2 separate regions of the Homo sapiens genome follow, and region 2 is linked to region 1. A link is an interaction called in ENCODE POLR2A ChIA-PET data of the cell type or tissue named here. Cell type or tissue: PC-3. All regions are shown on one strand. Each heading gives the region's core, and the rest is flanking DNA. Links, peaks and the distances in the headings are about the cores only.

Region 1 (2,925 bases), core at 217-2,716:
GAACTGGCTTTAGTATTATAGCATAGTAGTTAACAAGGCCTAACTCGTTAATCATAGTGCTGTTTCACTGATAAAATTTTGCGTAGGCCTCTTATGGCAGCTCATGCCTATAATCCTAGCACTTTGGGAGGCTAAGATAGGAGGAGTACTTGAAGCCAGGAGTTTGAGACCAGCCTGGGCAACAATACGAAACCGTATCTACAAAAAAAAAAAAAAAAAAAATTAGCCAGGCATAGTGTTGTGCATCTGTAGTCCCAGCTACTCAGGGACTGAGGTGGGAGGATGGCCTCAGCTTGAAAGGCAGAGGTTATAATGAACCCAGATCACACCACTGCACTCCAGTCTGGGTGACAGAGTGAGACCCTGTCTCAAAAAAAAAAAAAAAAAATTGTGTAGGTTGGGCATGGTGGCTCATGCCTGTAATCCCAACACTTTGGGAGGCCAGGCACATCTTACATGGCCACAGCAGGAACAAGAGAGGATTGCTTGAGCCCCGAAGTTCAAGATGAGCCTAGGCAACATAGACCCTACCACTGAAAAAAAAAAAAAACAAGCATGGTGGTGCACACCTGTGGTCCTACTGACTCAGGAGAGGCAGGAGAATTGCTGGAGCCCAGGAGTTTGAGGTGACAGGTAGCTATGATTACACCACCCTACTCTAGCCTGGGCAACAGAACGTTCCCGTTAATTAAATTGTAAATCTTAGAACGTGATTTATCTAGGATATTTTATTTTAATGTATGGTATCTATTGTGAATTCATAGTAGTAAACAAAATTAAAACCATTAAAAATGTAGTTTTGACAAGTTGTTAAATCCACACTTACCCCATCAATTGATAAAATATGTAATCTATCACTTTTTCATTTCTCTAAATCTGTTCTCTAGTATGAAGGTAAAATTAAAGAATCGTTATTTTTCTCTATTTCTTCTGTTTGGTAATTCGTTGGGATCCTTTTTAGTAAAAATCTGATCTTAAAAAGATTGAGTGACTAACTTTAATTACCATAATTGTCTTTTTTTCACCCTGGCTGTCAGTTTTCTAAACCAGGTATAGGCCTGCTCTTTATTAAATTGCTGTTTGGTAAATATTTTAGGTTCTGTGGTCTCTGACCACTCAGCTCAAAGCCACTGGAGACAATATTTAAACAAATGAGTGGTGGTGGCCCTGTTCCAATAAAACTTTATTTACAAAAACAGGAAGTGTCTGTGGTTTGCCAGCTCCTGTTCTGAAGCTGGACTTTTTTTTTTTAAACCGAAATTTGATCCCTGTGTTTTCTACTAAGAAAGAGGATCCAGTTTGCTGATGTCGCAGGTCTGAGAGACATCACAGCATCACAGCGTTTAGTAGTCTTAAATGTGTGTTCAAAGTGGTAGGAACTGCCCCATGATTCTGTAGTACGTATTTGCTTTTCAGAAGGCTTTCGTGAACATGGTTGCAGTTTGCAGCGTTGGCTTTACTGTGCCCTTCTACAGATGGCAGCACGGGCTGTTCCAAGTCCTCCTTTTCCTTGGAGTCAGTGCTGCCCTGAGCCCTCCAGCCTTGCTGAGCTCCAGCCTTGCTGAGCTCCCGCCCTGACAGCCTCTTCTTTCTCTGCAGTGTGTATTCTGGGCACCAGTCCATCCTGATCCCGCCCTCTGAGCTGGAAACCAACCCCGCCTTGTGGCTTCTTGCCGTGAGTCAGTACAAAGTCCGAGACACGTTTTGCTCCTACTCCGTGATGGAGCTGTGCACCAAGGGGCTGGGCTCGCAAACAGAGTCCCTCAAGGTAAGCAGCTCCCTTGGCAGCTCAGTGCCCTGTGAGCCCACAGGGACTCCTTTCTAAGAAGGCACATCTGTGATGGGGTGAAGTTAAAACAGTCCTCCAAAACAAAGCCTGGGTTTAATCTAACGTCACCTGAAGCTTACAAACTGCCTTTATATGAAAATCTTTTTAACGTGAATATTTCCCCACGACCACAGACAGTAACGAACCAGAATGTAAAATATTTTCAATGCCTGTCATTCCACTGGGTCTACTTGAAAGATCCTAAATTTGATTTTTTGTTGGGTGGATTCAGTGTTCTGAAGTGTTCAGTGTTCAGAAGATCTTAGGTGATGTTAACTTTATTTGATACTGGTGTTTAAGAAGGTAGGTTTGAATTTAGCCGCTCACTTTTATTTTCCCTGGAGACCCTGATTTCTGGGTCTGGACCCTAAGCTCAATTCATTTTACAGTTCAGTTAACAGTGTTGTGTTTCATTTTTTAATAATTGCTATTATGTAAGAATAATAGTATTTCCCTCCATTTAAACCAAGGACATTTTGATACGTATATCTTCATGGTAAATTAAGTAGTCCTTAGCTCCAAGTAACTAGGAGGGAATAATCATCTGACCAGTTTTGATAAAATTTCAACTGACTTTGTACTCTTTGGATGTGTGTATGTCTTTGTATATACATGGATTGTGTTTGTGTTTCTGTCATCTACACAGAGATCAATAACGGAACAGTACATTTATCTGTCCTGCATTGTTTTCCTAATGCATAAAGCTTGGACAGGAAAGCAAAATGCAAGATAACTTTATGTAACATAAGTAATTGTGCAATCATTTTAAGTTTTTATATAGGAAAAAGTTAGCACTATTCATGTTCATCTATATTGTATTAGAAAGTGAGTACATTTTCATGACCTTCCTGTTGGCACATATATAAATAACCAGAATAAAATCATGACATAGTTGAGGGTCAGTATGCAATTTACGTATTCATTTCATCCTTACAATAGCTCTCTGAAATAGGAGCCCTTATTGTCTCCATTTTAAAGCTGAGGAAACTTATGTCATAGAGAAATTAAGCAACCTTTCCAGGTTCTTAGGCTGAACGAACCTGGAGCCAAATTTAGAATCTTTGGCTTCAGACCTGCTGTTGCAGCTGCATGCTGCT
Region 2 (2,925 bases), core at 108-2,607, 65 kb after region 1:
TTTGGGTATATACCCAGTAATGAGATGGCTGGGCAAATGATATTTCTAGTTCTAGATCCCTGAGGAATCGCCACACTGTCTTCCACAGTGGTTGAACTAGTTTACAGTCCCACCAACAGTGTAAAAGTGTTCCTATTTCTCCACATCCTCTCCAGCACCTGTTGTTTCCTGACGTTTTAATGATTGCCATTCTAACTGGTGTGAGATGGTATCTCATTGTGGTTTTGATTTGCATTTCTCTGATAGCCAGTGATGGTGAGCATTTTTTCATGTGTCTTTTGGCTGCATAAATGTCTTCTTTTGAGAAGTGTCTGCTCATATCCTTTGCCCACTTGTTGATGGGGTTGTTTTTTCCTTGTAAGTTAAGTTTGTTTGAGTTCTTTGTAGATTCTGGATATTAGCCCTTTGTCAGATGAGTAGATTGCAAAAATTTTCTCCTATTCTGTAGGTTGCCTCTTCACTCTGATGGTAGTTTCTTTTGCTGTGCAGAAGCTCTTTAGTTTAATTAGACCTCATTTATCATTTTTGGGTTTTGTTGCCATTGCTTTTGGTGTTTTAGACATGAAGTCCTTGCCCACGCCTATATCCTGAATGATACTGCCTAGGTTTTCTTCTAGGGATTTTATGGTTTTAGGTCTAAATTTAAGTCTTCAATCCATCTTGAATTAATTTTTGTATAAGGTGTAAGGAAGAGATCCAGTTTCAGCTTTCTACATATGGCTGAGAAAAGAACTTTTATCTCAGGAGTATGAATCCTTTTAAACTATTAGGTCCAGAGAGACAGTAAAATCAGGCAGCAGTCACATCACATACACCCCTTGACCTTATGCGTGCATCTCTTGAAACTGCTTGCTGCTGCTACAAGTAGCTATGAATCAATGTAGTGATACCACGTCAGACACTGTACCCCGTGCCCTGTACCCTACAGTTATGAGTCAACCTAGTGACATACACTGGACACCATACCCCATGCCCTGTACCCTATAGCTGTGAGTCAACCTAGTGACATGCACCGGACACTGTACCCCATGCCCTGTACCCTACAGCTGTGAGTCAACCTAGTGACATGCACCAGACACCTTACCCCATACCCTGTACCCTACAGTTGAGTCAATCTAGTGACATGCACCGGATGCCGTACTCCATGCCCTGTACCCTACAGTTATGAGTCAACCTAGTGACATACACTGGACACCGTACCCCATGCCCTGTACCCTACAGTTATGAGTCAACCTAGTGACATACACCGGACACCATACCCCATGCCCTGTACCCTACAGCTGTGAGTCAACCTAGTGACATGCACCAGACACCGTACCCCATGCCCTGTACCCTACAGCTGTGAGTCAACCTAGTGACATGCACCGGACACCATACCCCATACCCTGTACCCTACAGCTGTGAGTCAACCTAGTGACATGCACCAGACACCTTACCCCATGCCCTGTACCCTACAGCTGTGAGTCAACCTAGTGACATGCACCAGACACCTTACCCCATACCCTGTACCCTACAGTTGAGTCAATCTAGTGACATGCACCGGATGCCGTACTCCATGCCCTGTACCCTACAGTTATGAGTCAACCTAGTGACATACATTGGACACCGTACTCCATGCCCTGTACCCTACAGTTATGAGTCAACCTAGTGACATACATTGGACACCGTACTCCATGCCCTGTACCCTACAGTTATGAGTCAACCTAGTGACATACACTGGACACCGTACCCCATGCCCTGTACCCTACAGCTGTGAGTCAACCTAGTAACATGCACCAGACACCTTACCCCATACCTTGTACCCTACAGTTATGAGTCAACCTAGTGACATACACTGGACACTGTACCCCATGCCATGTACCCTCCAGTTATGAATCAACCTAGTGACATCCACTGGACTCCATACCCCATGCCCTGAACCCTACAGGTATGAGTCAGCCTAATGATGCCACACCAGATGCTGTTACTGGCATCCTATAGGTTAATAATGTACAGCCAATCACTCGGCACTGTTGTTTCTGTAAACCGACAAGAATTCCTGACAGTCAACTTGCTGTCAGCCCACTCCTCATCCTCTTCTTTTGCCTTTAAAAACCCACTTGTGGCCAGGCGTGGTGGCTCACACCTGTAATCCCAGCACTTTGGGAGGCCGAGTTGGGCGGATCACCTGAGGTCAGGAGTTCAAGACCAGCTTGGCCAACATGATGAAACCCTATCTCTACTAAAAATACAAAAGTTAGCCAGGCATAGTGGCATGTGCCTGTAATCCCAGCCACCTGGGAGGCTGAGTCAGGAGCATTGCTTGAACCCAGGAATTGGAGGTTTCAGTGAGCCGAGATTGCGCCACTGTACTCTAGCCTGGGTGACAGAGTGAGACTCCATCTCAAAATCAACAACAAAAAAATAAAAAAATAACCCCACTTGTAACTGCTGCTTCTCAGAGCATATATTATCAGAGCATATACTCAGGGCAACTTGAATCTCTGCTCCCAGCTGCAATCCTCAAGCTTGGCCCAAATAAACTGCCTACTTATATTAACTTTGCCTCGGATTCTTCCTTTTAGGTTGACTATCTGGTATAGTCTGCAGGATTTAGAGTGTCTTCCCCTGACCACACGGTGTTTCTCTCTGAAAGCGGCACTTGGTACCAGCACAAACTCTGTCTTCAGAAGTCCCACCAGGTGTTTTGGGTGAGTTCTCCTGAAATTGGGCCTCCCACTGAAACTAGCCCAGTTGTCCCATAGAATTGCTGTTCGTGGTTTCTTTAGAATAAACATAGAAATTGACATTCCCAGTCTTAAAACTTGAGAAACTTACATTGGTCTTACCCGAGTTTCTTTCTCAGGGCACCAACTATCAGGCCTCCCGGATGGTATCAAGGAGCTCAAACTCACCAGGTCACCACATCTGGACAATGAGAGGCCA

Evidence for each region. Peaks named below come from ENCODE experiments on the same cell type or tissue, not always from the same donor. Only the 100,000 strongest peaks of a DNase experiment are listed, where the experiment ranks them.
Region 2: POLR2A ChIA-PET joins it to region 1 with 13 read pairs; 4 of 35 experiments call an interaction of 5 or more read pairs at or near these places.

The regions. Positions count from the first base shown.
Region 1 is chr10:328,276-331,200 of GRCh38, reverse strand. DIP2C (disco interacting protein 2 homolog C) reads left to right here. Exons shown (of 37, transcript NM_014974.3): 30 at 1,600-1,768. Among named protein-coding and RNA genes, the nearest start is that of ZMYND11, 190 kb to the right of the region's middle. In PC-3, for the core only: no CTCF peak of the experiment used is centred there; a DNase peak (open chromatin) is centred at 1,650; H3K4me3 peaks cover 1,312 bases; H3K27ac peaks cover 1,604 bases.
Region 2 is chr10:263,298-266,222 of GRCh38, reverse strand. LOC107984191 (a long non-coding RNA gene) reads left to right here. Exons shown (of 4, transcript XR_007062029.1): 2 at 2,565-2,690; 3 at 2,846-2,925. Among named protein-coding and RNA genes, the nearest start is that of ZMYND11, 130 kb to the right of the region's middle. RefSeq lists an enhancer at 756-1,955. In PC-3, for the core only: no CTCF peak of the experiment used is centred there; a DNase peak (open chromatin) is centred at 1,331; H3K27ac peaks cover 2,254 bases.